2 separate regions of the Homo sapiens genome follow, and region 1 is linked to region 2. Evidence: read pairs that join two places in POLR2A ChIA-PET (ENCODE). Cell type or tissue: OCI-LY7. All regions are shown on one strand. Links, peaks and the distances in the headings refer to the core of each region. The heading gives the core; the rest is flanking DNA. Region 1 overlaps CDHR3 (cadherin related family member 3). Region 2 holds the start of PRKAR2B (protein kinase cAMP-dependent type II regulatory subunit beta).

Region 1 (7,075 bases), core at 2,232-4,731, 1.0 Mb after region 2:
GGCTGTCATATGGTATAACTAATTTCCAGAGAGGTTGAGTCTGAGTCTGGTTTTCTAGCTAGTTTTTCTTTTTTAAGTCAACCATGTTGAAAACAATTAATATTTACAACATAAGTTAAAAGAACCAGGTTCAAGGTGCATATTTAACGTTTAGCCATAAATTACATGAGAGTTGCAGTGTCTATTGGATTTGTTTCTTCAAGAACTTCTATCCAAATCCCAGTACAGTACACCACCATCCTTACAAGCAATTACTCTTTTAGAGCTGTTTTTTTTTAAAAAAATCAATTTGTGAATAGAGTTCAAACAAAAATGCCTTTTTTAATTTCAGCAGATGCTCGAGGATTTCTTACCTTGAAGTCAAGGTTGCCAATAGCAACAAACTTCCGCAATAAATATGGCAAAATGCAACGCACATCTTTATTCTAATGCCTTGTACTTTTATACAGTCTTTCATCCATAGATTTTCTTATTTGACAGTTAATATTTAATATTTAAAATACCCGTAAAAGGCACACATGTCTTATCACCCCCTCTTTTTGCCATTGAGAGATCCTAGAACTCAGAGGTTCCAACACCTCAAGATACTTGGGCATAGAGCTAAACTTGGAATCTAGAATCCTGAACTCATTGGGACTCATCTGTGAAGAATAATGAAACAAGATTTGTAAAAACTGGCTGGGTAGTGTACTAAGCATTTACTCTATATCAGGAATACAGTTAAGTGCCTTGTTTACATTTGTTCATTTAGTTGATTAATTTTACAAATAAGAAAATTCAAGTTCACAGAGGTGGTCACTTGCTCAAAGCCATATTCCAAGAAAATGGTAGAGCTAAGACTTGAGCTCAGGCCCATCTAACTCCAAAACTCAGGCTCAGAACCATCTAAGCTGTAAGTTGTAAGAGCTACTGAGAATCAAGGAGCTTGGCTCTGGGAGAAGTTTGTGATTCTTTGGTGCTCTCTTCACGTCACTCTACTACCTCACTTTAGCCAGTAAAAGACACATCACAGATTGGCACAATAAGAGGCATATTAGTGGGCAGCTGAAAACTGGAAAAAGAGAAAACAGGCCTGCGTTTACAACCCTTAAGAGTGAGAGACTGAGACCACAAGCAAAACACCAAGAATTATTTGGTCACACAAAAACCCGGCTGAGTCACTGGAGACAAAAGCTTAATTCCCTTATTGGTTTTGTGTGCTTGCCTTAATTCCATACTATCCTTTAAATATTCTACAAATAAGAGCACGGCATATTCTATCGCTATTTACAACAGGGCTTTGCTGAAGATTTTATCCAGGGCAAGGTCATCAGAAGGTTGATGCCCCAGTCTTATTAAGAGCCTCAAGGACAGAGTAGGTTGCCAGGGAAAGCCAAAAGGATGGTTTCCTGGCCTAGCAGGTGACAAAGAAAGTGCACCAGGACCGAGGGGAGCTGGGATTCCTTCCCCCGTATCTCCTTTTCCTGCCTTCACTCCAGGCAACCTGCCTTGTAGAGAAATCCTGATTCTCCATTTTTCCTTCTCCTGATGTCACCAGAAACAGTGTCCTAAAGGAGGTGGGGAAGAGGGCCCAGCCCACTGGCAACTTACAGAGGTTCCTTGTTCTTCCCAGTCTTGCAGGGGCAGTGTCTGTGGATGGCTTTGGCCAATAGGACGACCAGGTACACGAGGAGACCCAGAAGCAATATGGAGCCCAAAGTGATGACAAACGGCACGTACCATGCAGATGGAGAGTAAACGTTTTTCCTCAGGACCTGATAGGTGACCCTGGGCTTGAACAACAGAGAGCAGGGAGGGTGAGTAGAGGGTGGTAGTGATTTTGACATTCAGCACTCTCTCGTGTTGAGTGTTTATTCCACTCTTTGTTATTGTTATTGCTCTATAAGTTGGACATCTGTGTGCTCACAGTTCTTGCTGCTTCAACCCATCACCTTATTTATAGTCTTTGCAGACATCCATTAGATCAAAACCCAGAAATTTTAGGGAACTGAAAAACAACTCTAGGCCTTATTTTATTCTCTGTCTTCCCCTTCCCCAAAGCTAAAAAAAACTCCATTGGCTTTTTTTCTGCCATATCTGGGCATAACCCAGGGACGAATATAGCCATTGTCTCTCACCGAGACAGCATAAGCCACGAAAGTTGTTTTTTTAAATGCCTTGTAGGCTTTTCAGTGTTTTCTCAACTACAAGCTGCCACTGCCAGAGCAGTGGGCTGATATCACAGCAAAGCCTCAAGTTCAGCATCTGCTTCCTAGAGCTGGAGACAGATAACAAACAAGTTACGGAGGTTTCAGGATTGGAGATGTCACAATCAGGTCATGCTCTGAGCCCAAGAAAGGTGGGAACTCCTCACTCAGGAGAGCCTACCAGCTCCTCCCACAAGGAAAGTCCTAGGGTTGCCATATGCCTCCATTCACTGGGGTCATATTGACTCGAGCATGGGAGAGAGAAGCATGAACCAGCTCCTGGCAAGACTCTGAGAAGAAGCTGGCCACCTCCATAGTGGGTTCTCTAAGGTTCTGATTATCTTCCTTCTGGCATGCTGCAGGTATCAGGCTGCTGACCAGGGGTGCAGCTTCTACTAGGAGGAGGAGGAGGAGGAGGAAGAGGAGGAGGAAGAAAGGGGACAGATGAGTCAGCATAGATGCAAGCCAGTTCCTCCAAGGGGCAGGGAAGATAATCCTGTTGTCAGATTCAAGGCTCTCCCTTCCTTCTCCAGGCCAATTCTGTGATAGCACCTGGTCATTTTCTTCCTACCCTTTCCCACAGTCTGTATTTACTTTGTCAATTTGAATACTTGTTTGTAATCTATCTCCCCCTCTAGATCAGTGGCTCTCAGACTTTAATGCACATTAGAATTCCCTGAAAGGCTGATTGAAAACACAGCTCACTGGACCCCACCTCCAGAGCTTCGGATTCATTAGGTTAGGGGATAGAGTTGGGGATTCCAGGTTCCAGCATCCTTCCCTGGAGGTCATGGTGATGATCATGGTTGGGTAACCTATAACTTTAATAATCTAGGCTGGGCCTGAGAATTTGCATTTCCAACCAGTTTCCAGGTGGTGCTGATTCTGATGGTCTAGGGACCGCACTTAGAGAATCACTCGCCTATACAATAAGCTTTCTGAGAGCAGGGATCATTTTTGGCTTGTTTGCTAAAGTGACTGGCACACTATAGGCATTAAATCGATATTTGTAGATTGGATGAATTTTTTTGGAGCGGAGGTGGGGTGTAGGGTACAGATTGGTACCTGGTGATTCTTCAAAAGATGTGGGAAAGAGCACCCAGCAGTAAGCAAGCAACCTAATTTCATGGATATTGACTTGCAAAGACTCTTCTGAACAAGCAGAGAGGGGTTGTGAAGGTAGCAACTGGCAGCATGCCCATGGAAATCAGCTCCTGTGCCACAAGCCACACAGATGGTTGAGGTCTGATCTCTCACAAGTCTCTGCACAAACAACACACTCTTCTCTACCAGAACAGGAAATGTTAGTGGTTGAGTTAGCGGTTATGAGTCTGAGGTCTCACCAGATTTTTGCCACCCTGCAGCTACTCCAGTCCAGCCCATGGTTGCCATTTTTGGCAACATCCTAATACCTCAACTCTTCAGTCCACCCCACATACCTCCAGGCCGGGGAAAGAAGTCCATCAACATAACTCACAAGGGAATGTGCCTGGGGATTCCAGGTCCTAAAGCCCTTACCCTGGGGGTCGTGGTGATGATAGTGGTTGGGTGGGGAATGACTTTAATACTCAGTGTCACTGTTCCTGTCTCAACAAGAGCCTCCGCTTTCTTCCTGTCAGACATCAAGTTGTCATCAGTTACGTAGACAAGTAGCTTGTAGTCCCAGATCTTATCAAACCCACCAGCATAGTCAAAGCGAGATGTAAGCAGCAGGCGTGTGACATTGGAACCAGCATTGGGAGAGAAGGTGAAATGATTGTTGACGTTACCTAAATGAGATTTGATGCAGGGGTGTTGGTAAAAGGAAGAAAAGAGAGTAAGAAATAAAGGTTTAGAAGAAAACTGCATTCAATCTTTTTCTCAAATGTCCACACCTCAAGTGTAGACTGTGTCTCTGATACACCAGAGCTGGATTAGTTATATGCTACAGGCTTTAACTGCACCAGAGATGGCATTAGTACAAAGAAACTCTTGCTCACAACCAGTGTGGCTGCAAACAAGGCTGAGTAGAAAAGGACAATAGTACAACACCCTTAGCCTAGGTGCCATCTTGCTGAGTATTAAGCAGAGACTTTGTAACCCTGGTGCAGCCCCTTCTGATTTCTCATCCGGCAATTATTTGGTAACAACACGTGTAATTCACACTCAAACAAATGAGTGGGTTTCAAGAGGGTAGAATAGGTCACATCCCTAGCCATAGGCCAAGTTCACTGCATGCTTTTCACAGGACCCAGTGGGTCACACTGGTTATGGCTGTCCCTGGAGTCCTCCAAAGGAAGGTGCCTCCTGGCTTTGCGGGAATTGCAGTCCCAGGTCCTCCTGAACCCACCCCATCACACCCCCAAACACACACACAGCTCTGCTGGGGCTCATGGCTCAGCTCAGGGAGCCTGGGGCAGAGAGGCTGCCAGCCCAAGCACATGCCCGCTCATTCCTCCACTGGCTCCAGACTCATTACCGACTGAACACCAGTAAATGGAGCAGGAGATGATGCAATTTTTGCTCCCTTAACAGCAAAATGCTCCATAAAGGCCTTAGGGCTCTCAGTATGGATTGTTTCCATCTTCGGCAACTGCAGTCTCGAGGCAGTTTCTGCCCCTGGGTTTTGTGACACAGCCAGCTCGAGAGGCTTCCTACTGTTCAAGTTCCTGCTCGGCCAAGGGCACAGCAGGCAGCAGGGATGGATTTTTACTCTCTCACGTGGAATTGTTCTGCTTGTTTGGGTTTAAATCTCTGGCCCCAGCACTTCATTAGATGAGCTATTTTGGTCTAATTTCCATTGAGGGGTGCTCTTTTTTCCCTACGATGGTATATTTTTAAAGACAGAAGATGAATGGAGCAGAAGAGAATTCCTGAGGACACGTTTCAAAACGCACTTAATCTATTTAATCTATTATTATCCAGAGAGAGGACTGGGATTCCCTGCCCCCACTACCAGCTTTCAGGAAAAGAGGTGGTCGAAAAGTTGGACTGCATTTTTTCTAACAACACTAATATGCTTTATGACTCATACTGTAGTCAGGAATTGGGGGGTTCACCCTTTTCTTGGGCCTTTGGGCAGTCACGTATGGGGTCTGGGAGGAGTAAGACAAGAAGGGGAAACTGAGAGGAGTGCCAGGAAGCATAGGGGCTGCTAGATTTTGTGTCTCTGCTTTCCTCATTCAAATACTTCCCCAGCAAGCTGGGTGCAATGAGGCATGCCTGTAGTCTCAGCTACTTGGGAGGCTGAGCAGGAGGATTACTTGAGCCCAGGGGTTCAAAACTAGCCTAGGCAGCATAGCAAGACCCTATCTCAAAAAAATAATGCCCTCCCAACTCCCATCCCACTTTGCCCAGATCAGTGTGTGAGCACAGACCCCTACCCTAGACAACTTCAGGGTCCTCAGAGACAGGGCCAGGATTGTCGACACCAAGTACTATACCTGGGCCAATGGAATAACGGAAAGATCTGGGGCTGGAATCAAGGTCGGTACATGTCAGCTTGAAATTCTGAATATTTGTGCCAACTTTCAGATCCACTGGGAGGGCCAGGAAATAAGAGTTTGGAGTACAAATTGGCTTTTCATCATTTTCTTCAAGGATGTTCACAGTAACCTAGAGTAGCAAGAAGGTGGTCATTCTCAATAGCTAAAACTCATTGAGTGCTTACTGTGTGTAGGCAGTTTTCAGGCTAAGCACTTTTCATAAATTAGCTCATTTAAACTCACATGAGATAGCTAACATGATTATTCCCATTTTATGGTGAGAAAATGGAAGTTTAGAGAGACTAGGTAATTGATCTAAGATCATTCAGCTAGTGAATGGCAGAGTTGGGATTTGAATTCAGGTCTGTCCTACTCCAAATCCTATGCTATTAACTTCTACACCATATGCATGTGTGTGTGCACATTTAGTGTATGTATACCTTGCCCCCCCCCCACACACACACACATGCACCTGGACACATAGGCTCACCTGCAGATGACACCGAGTTGTTTTTCCAGGAAGGTGTGGATTTACGGTGTCTCCATGTGCCACCTTGCCTGCTGCCCCTTGTAAATGGAACTTCTTTAACTCTGGCATATGCAGAAATGGTTCTCAGCCCTGGCTCTGCTTTCTTGGGCCCACTTCAGAACCAATAGATTGGAGGGTGGGGGTCAGGGCCCTCATTGATGTTCCCTAGCTGATTCTAATATGCAGCCAGGGCTAAGACTCACTGGGACAGAACAAGCAGGCCTGGTTAAGCTGGGATCTCATCTGTAACCTGGGCTATTAGCACTGTACTAAGCCCTAGAGCTAACCTGCCATAAGCAGGGGCCAGCCTATTCTCTTTCATCGCTGTCTTTTATGCCTGGTAAATTGGAATATAGCCTGGGATGCCTGCCAGCACAGAATCATAGAATGTCAGCCCTGAAAGGGACTTGTGTGATCGTTTAGTTCATCACCCCTTTTAAAAAGCTTATGAATTTTGAGTCATATTCATACTACCTTTGAAATTTGGGATTTCAGCTATTTCTGAGCCCGGGAATAAATTGAAATGTTCACTCTAGTTAGCCCCCAGAGTGGAGTCCATTCATTTTCTTTAAAAAAAAAAAAAAACAGCCTAACAAACACTGCAATTATCTCCAACTTTCCTTGGGTAGCAATGCCAAACCTTGCACATCATTAAAAACATCATCCCATTAATTCAAAGCAAGTTATCGGAGGAAGCGGACTATTCAGGCATTGGGGTTATCAGGTGACTCTCCGTTTAAGAGATAGAGAAATATGGACACGGAGATAAGCATTGCTCAGACTCCCTCGGAAAATTGGGATCAAAGTTGAAAAATGAACTCGGTCTCCTGACTCTGAACCAATCTTTGTCTATGGCTGCCTGCTGCTAACTGAGAGTTCATTTTGCCTTCACGCTT
Region 2 (16,296 bases), core at 6,771-9,270:
AGACTTGGAGATGTATTAATTTGTCCCACCATGAGCTTACTTTTATAAATATTATGACATGAGGAAAGGGCAACAAGCTGTCAATTTAATGCCAACTAATTGTTTGCCAATTAATTTGTATTTCAGGCACACAGTTTTGTTTTTCTACAAGCATCTGCCTCATTTAAATAAAGTAACAATTTTCAATACTTCTACCTACAGGTTCCTAAATTGTTCAAAAATTACCTGCTAAACCTTAAATTTAAGACCATAAACTTGGAGACTGTGTACACACACATCTATTTACTCTATCAGTTAAACACTGTTTCTCAGGGGAAAGGATGGTATGAAAACAAAGCAAAGCTTTATCCCATCTTTTTTTTTTTTTTACTTTTTTTTCCAAGTCGGACTATTTACCTCAAATTTCAAATGGAATTAAAGGAGGACATAAGATTTAAAGAACTGCAAGTTTTTAAAAATTTGAAACACTTAACTAAAAGATTTAAAGACTTTACTTTCATATTTTTCATTAATAACTTTTTAAAAGTACTATTACTATACTGGCTTGAGAGCAATCTCTAGCTTATATTTCTAATCAAATTTCATTTTTTTTAAACTGTCGTGTTCTCATTGAATTCTAAAACTTGTATTTGTTTGTTTCCTTTTGGTTTTGTTGTGTTTTTTTTTAACACACATTAATGCTTAGCGTATGCCAGGTACTGTTAATTCATTTAATTCTCAAAACATCCCTCTGAGATAGGTACTATCTTTATTCCCATTTCATAGATGAGGAAAATGAGGCACTCATCATAAAATACGTAACTTATTCAAGTTCCCAAAAGTTATAAATGGCAGAGTCAGGCTTCAAATCTAGAGTCTATACCAAAATGAAATCACACTCTTAAAAAAGCTTCCACTATTTCAGATGTTTCACATAATTACTCTTAAATTTTTGGCAACTAAAAGCAATCTGGTTTATTTTTGCTTTTTTCCATAAAAGCAAATTGCCAGGTTTAAAAAGTATGAGGCAAAGGAAAAGGAGCTCTAGTGACCACGTTTATGAAAATTAGTGGAGTGGGAAAAAAAAAAAAGAATGACATCACAGTACAGGAGAGAAGAACTGAGGAACGAGAGAACACATTCAGTTTAGGATAAAATTGTATGGAGGTGGCTGAAGAACATGCAAGCAAAGGTATTTGGTAAGCGGGTGGATATGTCCATTTCAATCTTAAAGAGACAGGTCTGTGCTGGAGCTAGAGGAAAAACTGGAGGAGTCCAAACAGCAAGTGGGTCTTGAGGGGTCAGCAGAATTCAAGCAACAGAGGGAGGAAGGCAGCTTGCCTTGCAGAGTGGCAGGAATGATGAGGAAACGCAAAAAGATGGAAATGGACAAAGCAGGTTCAGGGCAATAGATCAGTTTTAGATTAAGCACAGAGTTCACATAAGCAGATGCAATGACATACAGCATTAGTGGTTTGTGGGGGGCCAGAATGTCACCTCAATTACAATATGAAATCCTACAGGCAAAAGAAGCCTGTGCACGTGCGTTCTGTGCATTTTGTAGTGTTCAAATGTCAGGCCCAAGCCTCACGTTGTATTTTTAATACAACGAAGTCCAAATCTATGAGACTGAACTGAAGATAGGCTAAAGCTTTTATATTTTATGAAACATCTTAAAATACAGTAATGTAAAACATTACTAGGAGACTATTATTAAAAGTCTATTTAACATCGTCTCAGCCCAAAATGTCCTTAAGCTGACAGGCAACTTCAGCAAAGTCTCAGGATACAAAATCAGTGTGAAAAAATCACAAGCATTCTTACACCAATAACAGACAAACACAGAGCCAAATCATGAGTGAACTCCCATTCACAATTGCTTCAAAGAGAATAAAATACCTAGGAATCAACTTACAAGGGATGTGAAGGACCTCTTCAAGGAGAACTACAAACCACTGCTCAATGAAATAAAAGAGGATACAAACAAATGGAAGAACATTCCATGCTCATGGATAGGAAGAATCAATATCGTGAAAATGGCCATACTGCCCAAGGTAATTTATAGATTCAATGCCATCCCCATCAAGCTACCAATGACCTTCTTCACAGAATTCGAAACAACTACTTTAAAGTTCATATGGAACCAAAAAAGAGCCCAAATTGCCAAGTCAATCCTAAGCCAAAAGAACAAAGCTGGAGGCATCATGCTACCTGACTTCAAACTATACTACAAGGCTATGGTAACCAAAACAGCATGGTACTGGTACCACAACAGAGATACAGACCAATGGAACAGAACAGAGCCCTCAGAAACAATGCCGCATATCTACAACTATCTGATCTTTGACAAACCTGACAAAAACAAGCAATGGGGAAAGGATTCCCTATTTAATAAATGGTGCTGGAAAAACTGGCTAGCCATATGTAGGAAGCTGAAACTGGATCCCTTCCTTACACCTTATACAAAAATTAATTCAAGATGGATTAAAGACTTAAATGTTAGACCTAAAACCATAAAAACCCTAGAAGAAAACCTAGGCAATACCATTCAGGACATAGGCATGGGCAAGGACTTCATGTCTAAAACACCAAAAGCAGTGGCAACAAAAGCCAAAATTGACAAATGAGATGTAATTAAACTAAAGAGCTTCTGCACAGCAAAAGAGAAACTACCATCAGAGTGAACAGGCAACCTACAGAATGGGAGAAAATTTTTGCAATCTACTCATCTGACAAAGGGCTAATATCCAGAATCTACAATGAACTCAAACAAATTTACAAGAAAAAATCAACCAACCCCATCAAAAAGGGGGCAAAGGATATAAACAGACACTTCTCAAAAGAAGACATTTATGCAGCCAAAAGACACATGAAAAAATGCTCATCATCACTGGCCATCAGAGAAATGCAAATCAAAACCACAATGAGATACCATCTCACACCAGTTAGAATGGCGATCATTAAAAAGTCAGGAAACAACAGGTGCTGGAGAGGATGTGGAGAAATAGGAACACTTTTACACTGTTGGTGGGACTGTAAGCTAGTTCAACCATTGTGGAAGTCAGTGTGGAGATTCCTCAGGGATCTAGAACTAGAAATACCATTTGACCCAGCCATCCCATTACTGGGTATATACCCAAAGGATTATAAAACACACTGCTATAAAGACACATGCACACATGTATTTATTGTGGCATTATTCACAATAGCAAAGACTTGGAACCAACCCAAATGTCCAACAATGATAGACTGGATTAAGAAAATGTGGCACATATACACCATGGAATACTATGCAGCCATAAAAAAGGATCAGTTCATGTCCTTTGCAGGGACATGGATGAAGCTGGAAACCATCATTCTCAGCAAACTATCACAAGGACAAAAAACCAAACACCGCATGTTCTCACTCATAGGTGGGAAATGAACAATGAGAACACATGGACACAGGAAGGGGAACATCACACACTGGGGCCTGTTGTGGGGTTGGGGGATGGGGGAGGGATGGCATTAGGAGATATACCTAATGTTAAATGAAGAGTTAATGGGTGTAGCACACCAACATGGCACATGTATACATATGTAACAAACCTGCACGTTGTGTACATGTACCCTAAAACTTAAAGTATAATAAAAAAAAGTCTATTTAAAATATTTACATGCCTAAGAAGTTTTCAATCATTTTACATTCATACACATTTACCATTAGACAGTGTTCAATATTTTAAAAAACATTTGCACACCTACTGTGAGCAAAGCACAACACATACAGGAAAGACTTAGAAAGAGAGGGTATATTCCTGCACATTCTTGCCTACCTAGACTGAGGACCCTTGACATCTGCAAAGTTGACTGATGGAGGCCATATTCATCCTACCATATTGATAGTATTAACGTCAAGGAGGGAAACTTGCAAAAATATTTGGTAGGGTAAAATATAAACTAAACCTTTGGGAAAAGAGTGAGATTTAGCAGAAAGACAGGGAGAGGGGAGTGAGAATTCAGGACCAAGAGAATGACTTAAGACAAGAATATTTGGCTATATCAATTTAGAATCATGTCATGTGCCGCTATATACCGTGGTTTTTGTTTGTTTTGTTGTTTTGTTTTGTTTTGAGATGGAGTCTCACTCTGTCAAGCAGTGCTGCGATCTCAGCTCACTGCAAGCTCTGCCTCTCGGGTTCACGCCATTCTCCTGCCTCAGCCTCCCGAGTAGCTGGGACTACAGGCAACTGCCACCACGCCAGGCTAATTTTTTTGTGTGTATTTTTAGTAGAGACGGGGTTTCACCAAGTTAGTCAGGATGGTCTCGATTTCCTGACCTCATGATTCGCCCGCCTCGGCCTCCCAAAGTGCTGGGATTACAGGCTGTGAGCCACCACACACGGCCTACTGTGTTTTATTTACTACTTAATGCATATTTACAAAAGAATTGCCTTTCTTTCATGTATTTTTACACTTATTTAATAGGTAATCCAAGCACATGCTAAACATTTTTCAAAAGTTACAAGAAAGCAAATAGTGAACGATCTCTCTCCTAACAAAATAACCTGAAATACTCTATGAAATTGCATTTCTTTTCAACTATTCTAAACTTTAGACTTTCTTCTAATTCTGACTGGTATTTCCATAATTTACTGATTCCTAACCAGAAAACTATAATACGATTCTCTTTGTCCCATCCACAAATGTTGCACCAAAAACATTACCACTATACAATTGGAATTCAAGGTATATACAGGAAAACAGGTTTTAAAAGAAAAAGCCTGGATTTTCCCCTTCAGGTAACGTAGTTTTACTTCCTTTTTATAAGATAGAATTTTCCTCTGTATTCTGCCAACTTCTGTTGAGTCAATTAACTTACCGAGTGACTGTCTTTTAAAAAAGACACACACACACACACACACACACACACACACACACACACACACTCTTTATAATCTAGAAGCTTGAATCAGGGAACCAAAATTGATCATGGCTACTTTATATATTACTAGAGTATCAATTTAAGTGGTATTGTTTACAGCTGTAGTCTCCAAAACGGGGTTCATGTATGCCAAAACAGTGTATAAGGCTATATGTTGGGATGTAGGAGAAAATTACAACTTGCTTAGAATTGCTTTTTACTTTCTCCTTTCAAAATTTATATTGTAGGAAGCTTTATCATACATATAAGTCAATATATTGTCACATGTATAAAATTTATCAACATATATTGGGGTGTACACTCAAATATATTTTGCTAATAAAGGTATATAATAAAATAAATTTAGAGAATTAAGCAGCTCAGTACATGAGGTGATTATTTCTAAAATAAATAAATGTAGGCTGGGTGTGGTGGCTCTTGCCTATAATCCCAGTATTTTGGGAGGCTGAGGCAGGTGGGATCACTTGAGGCCAGGAGTTCCAGACCAGCCTTGCCAACATGGAAAAACCTTGTCTCTACCAAAAATACAAAAATTAGGCAGACATGGTGGCACACACCTGTAATCCCAGCTACTCAGGAAGCTGAGGCAGGAGAATCACTTGAACCCAGAGGCAGAGGCTGCAGTGAGCCAAGATGGCACCACTGCACTCCAGCCTGGGCAACAGAGCAAGACTCTGTCAAAAACAAAATAAAATAAAATAAACAAATGTACTGAGTTTCTAAGGTACATGAAATGCTAATTTGGGTTGAATAGACAGAGAATGCAAATTGTAAAAGGGAGAGATCAATGCAGGGCTAGCCTGCAAACTTTTAGAGGGAAAAGTAGGTAGCTTATTTTTTGATATGTGCTTATTTTCAACCACGTTACTGCTAAAAGAATTACTGAAATGAAGTGTATAAACCGTGGTTGAAGAGGAAGACCCTGAAGTCAGATTACCAGGTTCAAACCTTGATTCCACCAATTACTCTGGGGAAGACTAAATCACATATGTGTAAAGCATCTGTTCAGATGACAATGTGTAAAGCACTGTTCCACATCTGATACATCAGTAGTCAAAAATGTTAATAATAACTAGTATTAAATAAAAAGGACACCATTTATTTATTTTTTTGAGACAGAGTATACCTCTGTTGCCCAAGCTGGAGTGCAGTGGCGCAATCTCGGCTCACTGCAACCTCCGTCTCCAGGGTTCAAGCGATTCTCCTGCTTCAGCCTCCCAAGCAGCTGGGATTAAGGCGCCCGCCACCACGCCCAGCTAATTTTTGTATTTTTAGTAGAGATGGGGTTTCACCATGTTGGCCAGGCTGGTGTCCTATTCCTGACCTCAGGTGATCCGCCCGCATCGGCCTCCCAGAGTGCTGGGAATTATAGACATGAGCCACCGTGCCCGGCCTAAAAGGACACCATTTAAAAGACATTAGTTTTCTATAATAATGAGAACGAAACAGCCGAATCATGTTTTAATTCAACATGACCTTTGAAAAAGATGCTCTTTGGGTGTAACTGAAATATATTAGAACAAATGGAACAAACGGCTTTTTTCCTTCTCTTTTTACCCCCCAAATTCCCCTCAACATCACTCCCATGGACTATTTTGTCTTGGAACAGCTAATGTAAATTAAACAATGTCATCCTTAGTCAAACAGATACAGGAATAACTGTATACAGTATATCTTCTTGGCTTCACTTTTATGTGGAACATGTGTTTACATTTTGACCTTTTGTCTTTTTTTTAATTAAGAAACATTTTTAAACAGCAGCAACTGGAAAGACTTTTTTTTTTAGTTTCCAAACATATTAAGCTACACATGGCAGAGCCTATTGCTGAAACATTTATAAATGTTACACCAACTGTTTATAGTTCTGATTTTCTTATTTGATTGTTTTGTTGTCATGTAAGCCATGACCTGAAAATTTTAGCTCAAATTCTTTCCATAAAATTACATAATGAAACCGTCTGAGTCATTTTGAATTTGTGAAGCACAAAATTCGCTCTCATAAAATAATGATAAGCATCATAGTGAGGTTTTTAGAGTAGGATTTTGTGACTGTCCCAACCACAACTAGATGATATAGATAAGACAGGAAGGACAAGAACAGGATCAAGAACACAGTAACAATTCATTCAATTCAGAAAAATCACTGCATTCTTGTTTCTTTTCCATTGTCTCTTCTTAAGCAAGTGATAGGAAAATATAGTCTAATATTAGATTTCACTTCATTGAAAAAGAATCAAAGAACAAAAAAACCTGGAAATTCTGAAGACAAAAGTACTTTTCTTTAGCCCATCCTTTTAAACCTTATCAATCAACTTGATGGAAGACAGAAAAAATTCATATGATGTAAGTTAATATAAATAGCGCACAAAATGTTGGCAACAGTTGTATGAACAAACTCAAATTTATAAGGCCAAAACCTACCAAATTTGGATAAGGAACTTCTCTGTCTCTCACCTGCCCCATCTATTAACAAAATTGATCATACATACTATCTATGAGGCCATCTCTGACAAAAGGATGGTGTCTTAAGTCTAGGCAGGGAGCAGTGGCTCACGCCTCTAATTCCAACACTTTCGGAAGCTGAGGCAAAAGGACTGCTTGAAGCCAGGAGTTCAAGACCAGCCTGGGCAAGAAAGGAAGACCCATCTCTACCAAAAAACAAACAAAAACAGAAAAAAATGAAGTCTAAAGAGAGTAAATGTAAGACGAATCATTTCTTTTTTCTTAAAATAAGAACTATCCTACCTTCCAAGTTTCACACATTGTTTCTAATAGGCCATCCCAGATCTCAGCACTTTCTGTGATTCTCCACACTTCTAAAGTAGACCCTGCAGTTAGTCACTTCAGTCTTCTTCACTGAATCTCTCACCTTAAAATATTCCATCATTCCCCAACCTCCACTGTAGGACTTTATTACTACTACTACTGACAAACGATTTTCTTAATGGGTCAAAAATAAACCCCAAATTGATGGATTCATAGGTCCCCTGTTTGTATTTGCACAACTGAAAAAGAAACACAATTGTTTTTCAACATAGCTGTTAACAAAATCTTGACGGCTGGAAATTTACTGGAATCCATGGAATGAGATTTGCAACAATAAAATAACCATTCAATATTCACTCCTGTTCTACCCAGACACAGCACATCAATTTATGTGCATCCACAAAAAAAAAAAAAAAAAAAAAAAAAAAAAGCTGGTAACTGTCTTATCTAAAATAATAGCTAAATGGTTTGGTTTTTGATAGAAAAATTAAAGTACTAATGCTTCAATTTCTGTTTAGGTGTTTCCATTGTATGTCTTCAAAGTGTAAGTTACTCAAGCAAGCCTTCACAACTGGTTTTACTTCTCTCTTGCTCTCTCCCTCCCCCTTTCCCTTCTGACTTCATTATCTTTCTCCCTCTACCACCCTTCTTCCAAAGCCCAAAGTAATAGATGGTAAGAGAAGGGGTTTTTTGGTTTCCCAATTTCAACCCCTAAAGCAATCCACCTACTATTACTAGTAAAATGAATAATGTTCTTAACTTCTGCTTTGAAAATCACAATCACTATCTCTAACTCAAAATAATTTTTATTATCTTTTCTGACACTATTGTTTTATGCTCATAACTAAAATAATGGCTTCAATATTTTAGCCATTGTCATGAATGATTTAATCCATTTCAGGAGGATTTAAAACCACCATGTAAATCTCTAATAGCCAAAAACTATAAAGTCTCATTAATTACAAAATCCTGGAGCTCTTAGCTACAAATTATGAGCTGAAAAGATATGGATTTTATTACTGTATAACATTAAATCCTAAGTAAAACTGCCACATAAGCTCATTCCCTGCTTCACCTCGCCAAGAAGTGCAATACTGGATTCATTTCCATAAAACACAATGAAATTGCTATTCTGCAAAAAAAAAAGTATATAACTCTGTAAGATTTTATATCAATGATATAAACTTTACAATATTTTGCTTGACCTTAAGGATGTTTTGTAAATTCTCCAAATTCCCTTTGAACTGTAAAAACCAAAAGGTAGGTAAGATTCCAACAAGACTGGACATGGGACAGAGTTAAGAGGATTAAGCCACAGTTATTACATGGTAAATTTCTATTTATTACTTTTGATATGCTTGTCTTATGGGGTATGAGTCTATATTTTTGGTATGTGTATCTACTTTGAACTCTAGATCTTTTTCTTCTATAACTCAGAAAATCAGCTCTTTATTTTCTATCACGGTAGTTATTTTTTCTCCCAGGTTGACTGCTCTGCATGTGCCCATGTGTAGTTAATTTTGTTTCTGACCACTTGTCCATTTATCAGAGTAATCTGAATGGTATTTACTTCATTTTTTGTTTCAGCAATTCCACTGAAGAAATTATGGGGCAACACAAGATCTCTTGATGATGCCTATATAAAATCATGAATTACCACAGATTTTACTCCAAACTAGTACTGATGCAATGCTATAGCCTACCGTAAACCTTCTAAGAAATTCAAGGCCTAGGGATGCTACCCTTTCAGACATGACATGTCAAACTGTATTTGCTTTCTCTAGGACGGGGAAGAGGGAGACAGAGTAGATGCCAAGAGGTTTCCATTATGGCTTCTTTCTGGCCTTTGAGAGTTTCCCTAGAAAGGGTCACCATAAGCCACTATCATTCTAACATCTAAAGCTTGCTCTTTCGACCAGAATTGATAGCAAATGGAAAGTAACAATTAGAATTTATAAGACTGGAAGAGAATAGGAGAGGGAAAAGAAAGCTATTAGAAGAGGAAGGGATCCTTTGGAAAGGTAGGAAAGAAGATGACCTTCACCCATCTGACTGTTTGCTCTAGCGCCACCTACAGCCACACCACCTGACCCTCAAAAATCACCGACCCCTGGCCAGACAACATTTTTTCCAGCTAACTGCAGGTGCCTGGCTTATTTGATTAAACCACCACATTATAAGGTCAAGGTCACATGCTTGATCCCTACGTTTGTCCTACGTTTGTCAATGGGCACAAGTTGCATGGTCAAAAACTTGCCTTTTAACTCCAACCTCTCATAAATACCATCACTTACGTTAAAGACATTCACAAGAGAGGATATGAACCAACAATGCAAATCCATCAGCATTACTAAAAGAAAAAAAAACAGGAAAACCTGACTTGTGAGTCAGCCCACAGAACAAATTCCATTTAAGAACTCCCTGATCATCCTGGGCTTCAAGGTTAGATACATAAGAGTAAGAAATCAGGCTTCCCTACTTACTCGTTTTATGTGTGACCTTGGACAAGTTAATTTTTCAGAGCTTTAACAATAAAACACATTAAGGGTCCCAAATAGAGCTTGACATATAAGGGATACTCAGGTTATGCTAGCCCCAGCCCCATCTGGAGATAGAATCGGGCAGTCAAGAGCACAGGGATGAAGCCAGGTCCACCTGTATCCCAATCTTGATTTTGCAGCTCACGTGAAACACTGGGCAAGTGATGGCCTTATCGTTCTCATAAAGCTGAGACAAAAAAATTAAAGCATTTAGACAGCACACAGCAATTGTCAACTAACGGCAATTATGTTTTAAATGTTAAGAAGAATATAGTATTATCACTATCTGTTAATGTTTTCCAAAGTACAGTCATGGAACTATTGATATCAGAATGACCTGGGTGGGATGTCTACTGAGGGGGAAGAAAAGGATATCATGTCCCATCTCAACCTATTTAAAAAAGCTCTCCAAAAATGGTACAGGGTAATGGTCATTTCTGAATCAAACTTCCTTGAGATATCTATGAAAATTTCAGAATTACTGACCCAGCAGGTCTTGTGCTGTGTCATAGTAAATTAAGACTTGTTTTCCAATCCTTATTCTTTACTATGCCAGAATTGCCCAGTATCTGGGGTTCTTTTCTAATGAGACACATTTCTGGACATAGATGTCAAACTGATAGGCTCATACTTTTTAGGATCACTCCTGTTTTTTCCCCCAATGGTACTATTTTGACTTTTTTTTTTTTCTTCTAACCAGGGGTCGGCAAGCTATGGCCTTGATCTGCAGCTAATTTTGTACAACCGCAACCCTCAGAAGGTGTATGTGTTTAAAAAAAAAAACTGAAGAAGAAGTGATCAAGACCACATGTTGCCCTAAGTCTAAAACACTTACTAACCGGCCCTTTACAAGAAACCTTGCCAATCACTTTGTAGCCTATAATTAAATGTTTTTCAACTGGAGGTCTCAATACAATTTAAAATAGGGAGAAATAACTGATTCAAATAGGAAATATCAAAAAGCACTGCATCTGACAGAAGGAAGTACCTGTACTATTGCCAAAGTTTCTGTTATACAGATGTATGTGCCTCCTGGATAATGATCAAATTGTATTTGGTTGCAGTCAAAAAGTTTTAAAGTCCTTGGGGGTGAGGCTAGGGAGTAAATAGTGCAATTGTTTAACAAGTTTAACTTGTTTAAGTCACACTGAGCAATTTTTACAGCAAAGGTGCCTTGGAGAATATAAAGCCATATAAAATGACCCCTGCTGTTCAGAAGTTAACGGCTTATTTCTTCACTACAAAATGAAAATGGAATCTTTTCTGTGCGCAATATATTGTTATAAGGAGAAAATGCAATCATCAATGCAAAGTACTTCAACAAATGCATTATACAAACAAAATATTTTGATTATATTAACAACATATCATACAGAATATATATATATATATGGTCTTTACCAAGCCCCTTAGTTCCTAGTTTTCTCCAACCTGGGAAAAGAGTCCTTTTTTTCCCCTTTGTGTGTGTGCACGAACATGTCAGGAGCATAAAAGAAGTATTAGATATCTCTGCCCTTTCTGTCATCCGTTACTGGCTGCTGCTTCTTACCTATTTAAAACATGCATTCTTTTCTCTTTCTCGTTTCTGGTAGGAAAAGCTTTTGATTCGATTCTTGTGCAAAAAGAATTATTAAGACTATGTTTATCCTCTTGGGGAAACATTTAGAAGTCCAAAATTAAAATTGTAAGTAACAAGCTTCACTTTTATCTTCACAGCGCACTAATTTCCAGGGTTTCTGGGATTCTTTTGGAGAAACTAAAAATACACTAATTTTATAATCCATTTCAACATGTAATCCTGCAAAGAAAAGAAACATCTTCCTAGGAGCATACACAAGGAAATGAAATGACACTTTTAAATGTTTTCATTTTATGAAATACACTGCGGACACACAAACCACAAGCAGTGTAAATAAATAAAAGCTGGTGCAATGCTGCATGCATGTTTGCCTTACACCACAAAGAGAAAACACTTGCACACTGCACTCCATGGTATTTTAGCTTGGGTTGCCATAAAAATGAGATTTGGGCATGTTGTGTAATACAAGGGGCTGTAAATGAGGGTGTGTGTCTGGGTGTGTTAGGGAAAGAGGGTTGTAAGCAGAAGGGGTGGGACTTGCCAGGAGCAGCTATTTGAGAAAATTCCTTTTTCTTTCCCATTCATTCTTTCTAGCTCTACTGTCTGGCACAATCCTTACAATTACTCACTGGCTTTTCATTCTAAAGACAACCAACAAGCTTTCAGAACTTCCTACAGTGTTTTTCTCATACACTTTTAAAAAAATAAAGCACCAAATCATTCAATATGTCTTTTATATAAAAAGCAAACCATTAACCCATTTCCTCGTTCCAAAGACCCCCGTGGGTTTCAGACTAAATAGAATCCTTTGTTACGTGTCCAAAAATAACACAACACGGTATTGGTAAATTGGAAAATAATAGATAACTCTTATTTCCAAGAATGTCAGAGCTACTGGCCATAAATTTTGTTCTGCCCCAGTGAGTCCAATTTCATGCTTCTTTTAGCGAATCTACCGTCCTAACAACAGTAAAGCCAATCATATTAAACACGGTTCTCCTTTTCTCTTTCGACATTCCATTAATAAATACAAGGGCTGAAAGAAGACGCCAAGCGGGCCAGTTTCTTTATGCACAATGGTATCCTCTAAGCGAAATACCTCCAACCACAGCGAAAGTTGTCTTTCTAGCAGATGCCCACCCCAACCGGCCCAGGCAGAGGGGGCAAAGGGTAAGAGGGAAGCGTAACATCCCAGCTCTCCCACCTCTAGAGGAAGGGAAGAGGGTATGACAGAGAGCGGAGTAGGAAGGTGGGCGAGTGGGAGAGACAGAAATGGATGCTGAGGGGGTGGGCGAGATGGGAAGGTAGGGAAAGGTGGAGAATGCGGGGAGAGGTGGGTGCGCAAAGCGGCAAGATCCGAGAGCACAGCGGGGAGCGGTGGGGGGCAGCGAGGGGATCCGGGGGCGCGAAGTGGGGGGTCTGGTCCTCACCATTGAACGCCCCTGCGTCCGCGGGCGCCGCCTCCTCCTCCTCCCCGTCCTCGGAGTCGGACTGCATGGGCTCCTCGGCGAAGTTGACCCCCTTGCTGGGGGTGCCGCCCCCGGCAGCGGCGCCCAGGTCCCCCCAGGTCCTGCCCTCATGGCCGAAGCGCGCGGTGCCTTTGCGCTCGTTCTCCTGCTGCAGGCGGGTGAAGTGCTGCAGCGCGAACTCCAGCAGGTCCGCGGGCTGGTGCCTCAGCACCTCCACCGTGAAGCCCTGCAGCAGCTCCGTCAGTCCCGCCGGGATCTCGATGCTCATCCTGCCTCCGGGGCGGCAGGCGCCTGGGCGCCGCCCTCGCCCCCTCCCCGGCACGGCCTAGGGCCCCGCGGCTGCCGAGCGAGCGCCTACGGCGCTGGCGCGCTACCGGCTGCGAGCGCGGCGCACTGGGCCCCGGCGGCCCGGCTGGCCCGGCCCGCGGCTCCCGGCGCGCGTCTGCTCCGTGTGGTGGCGGCGGCTGAGCGAGCGCGGCCCCGGGAGGGCTGGCAGCATCTCCTGCTCCTCCCGCTCCAGCCGCGGCCGCGCCTCTCCCCCGCCCGGGCGCCCCGCCCCCGCCCCGCCGCGGTGCGCGGGAGGGGGCGCAGGAGAGCGCGCCCACGTGACCCCCGGAAACCATGGCAACCTCCGCTGGCTGGCGCCGCGCACCCGCCTGTCAGACCACCGCAGGGCTGCGCGCCCGGGCCGGGAGAGGCGGAGGGAGGCCCAGCGAGGCCGCCTTCGTGTCCACCTGTCCGCGCGTCCAGGAGCGGGCTGGCCACTCGCCCCGCTTCCCAGGCGTCATTCGCCATGGTGAACCCCCGCAGAGGTGGTGCCAGGAGATTTGTCTTGAAACTTCAGCCTCCACCTTAGTAGTGGCATTTTATTTTCCTTCTAGAATCTAGTTGCATGATAAGTGTTGCTAATGTCCTTTGTTTAAAGTCTTATGGTGGTACTGGTTCTCTTTTGGACAAAGAAATGCTACCCCATCTTTGTGACGTCTTTCTTTTTCTTCCCCACATTTTATCCAGCCTTTCCCGATCCATCCTGTTTATTATGTTTCGTCTTACTGATGCTATTCCGTTGTGCACTCCACGCATTTACTATTTATTGAGACAAAGGCACCATTTATTGAGAGGCACCTATCAAAGTTAGTTGATCTCTTTTAAATAGGATAGTGCAGGATGAGGCGCTTATTATTTTGAAACTTTCCTTTATGCTTTGAATGATTTTTGACTTGTATGTCCAAAAATTGAAATACTTCAGTATAAAGAAAAATAGAATTACTAATGTGTGCTTTTAAAGTAGAAGGCTTTGACTTTGAAATGAGGCTTACTTTGCAAATGTTTACAATTTTGAAGTAGAGAAAATTGTCTTTTGTCAATTAAATTCTATTTAAGTACGCATACTTCATTTTCTACAATTATCATATCATTGTAAATAAAATATTTCAAGAGCAAGCTCACTTGGTTATTCTGATTTATCTTCCCACCCACGGAAGAGTAAACACATGACTGGGGAAACTCCAAGTCTAGAAATCAGAGATGTAACGAACTAGTCCCTCTTGTAAAAATGGATCTTGATGTTAACCCTTTGTTAATGATGCATCCTGTATTGACTCCATGAGCCAATGTATTTCTCTATTTTCATTTCTTAACAACTTTATAGTAATAATGTTACGTTGCTTTAAATATACAGTAGTTAAGTGCTTCTAATTGTGTCGAGCATTTTAAGAATTAAACTTTTGGCCGGGCGCAGTGGCTCACTCATGCCTGTAATCCCAACACTTTGAGAGGCCGAGGTGGGCGGATCACCTGAGGTCAGGAGTTCAAGACCAGCCTGGCCAACATGGTGAAACCCCATCTCTACTAAAAATACAAAAATTAGCGGGCATGGTGGCAGGCACCTGTAATCCCAGCTACTCAGGAGGCTTAGGCAGAAGAATCGCTTGAATCCAGGAGGCGGAGGTTGCAGTCAACCGAGATCGTGCAGTGCCGTTGCACTCCAGGCTGGGGGACAAGAGTGAGACTTCGTCTCAAAAAAAAAAAAAAAGAATTAAACTTTTATAAAATATGGTGAGCCTCACATGTCACCGGTTGGAGCACAATGTTAGTACTACTCTCTACCGTGTAAGCATTATTATTTTTACGGATCTGGTAATCTAAGATGCATGTGTATCACCTGTCTAAATTTGTGATAATATTTGTATTAATTATGATAAACACTGCTCACATGTGGCAGAAAATGCGAAATACAATAGCTTAAGATTTATTTCTCTGGAATCTAAATGTGGGCAGTTCAGAGTTGGTATTGAGAGGTGATAGCGTGCTGGCAGTCCTCACAGCCCGCACTCGCTCTTGGCGCCTCCTCTACCTGGGCTCCCACTTTGGCAGCGCTTGAGGAGCCCTTCAGCCTGCCGCTGCACTGTGGGAGCCCCTTTCTGGGCTGGCCAAGGCCTGAGCCAGCTCCCTCAGCTTGCGGGGAGGTGTGGAGGGAGAGGCGCGGACGGGAACTGGGGCTGCGCGTGGTGCTTGTGGGCCAGCGCGAGTTCCGGGTGGGCGTGGGCTCGGCAGACCCCGCACTCGGAGCGGCCGGCCGGACCCACCGGCCCCGGGCAGTCAGGGGCTTAGCACCTGGGCTAGCAGCTGCTGTGCTCAATTTCTCGCAGGCCTTAGCTGCCTTCCCGCGGGGCAGGGCTCGGGACCTGCAGCCCGCCATGCCTGAGCCTCCCCCCCACTCCGTGGGCTCCTGTGCGGCCCGAGCCTCCCCGACGACCGCCGCCCCCTGCTTCACGGCGCCCAGTCCCATCGACCACCCAAGGGCTGAGGAGCGCAGGCGCACAGCGCGGGACTGGCAGGCAGCTCCACCTGCAGCCCCAGTGCGGGATCCACTGGGTGAAGCCAGCTGGGCTCCTGAGTCTGGTGGGGACGTGGAGAACCTTTGTGTCTAGCTAAGGGATTGTAAATACACCAATCGGCACTATGTATCTAGCTCAAGGTTTGTAAACACACCAATCAGCACCCTGTGTCTAGCTCAGGGTTTGTGAATGCACTAAT

Evidence for each region. ChIA-PET counts read pairs that join two places held together with the same protein. Peaks named below come from ENCODE experiments on the same cell type or tissue, not always from the same donor. Only the 100,000 strongest peaks of a DNase experiment are listed, where the experiment ranks them.
Region 1: POLR2A ChIA-PET joins it to region 2 with 21 read pairs; 1 of 35 experiments calls an interaction of 5 or more read pairs at or near these places.

Annotation. Positions count from the first base shown.
Region 1 is chr7:106,019,078-106,026,152 of GRCh38, reverse strand. It overlaps CDHR3 (cadherin related family member 3), which reads right to left. Exons shown (of 19, transcript NM_152750.5): 13 at 5,609-5,780; 14 at 3,705-3,955; 15 at 1,591-1,772. Among named protein-coding and RNA genes, the nearest start is that of CDHR3, 59 kb to the right of the region's middle. In OCI-LY7, for the core only: no CTCF peak of the experiment used is centred there; DNase peaks (open chromatin) are centred at 3,069 and 3,462; H3K4me3 peaks cover 1,699 bases; H3K27ac peaks cover 2,082 bases.
Region 2 is chr7:107,042,137-107,058,432 of GRCh38, reverse strand. It overlaps PRKAR2B (protein kinase cAMP-dependent type II regulatory subunit beta), which reads right to left and starts at 13,728. Exons shown (of 11, transcript NM_002736.3): 1 at 13,219-13,728. The coding sequence starts at 13,525. RefSeq lists silencers at 13,335-13,629, 13,416-13,975. In OCI-LY7, for the core only: no CTCF peak of the experiment used is centred there; a DNase peak (open chromatin) is centred at 8,242; H3K4me3 peaks cover 1,594 bases; H3K27ac peaks cover 1,352 bases.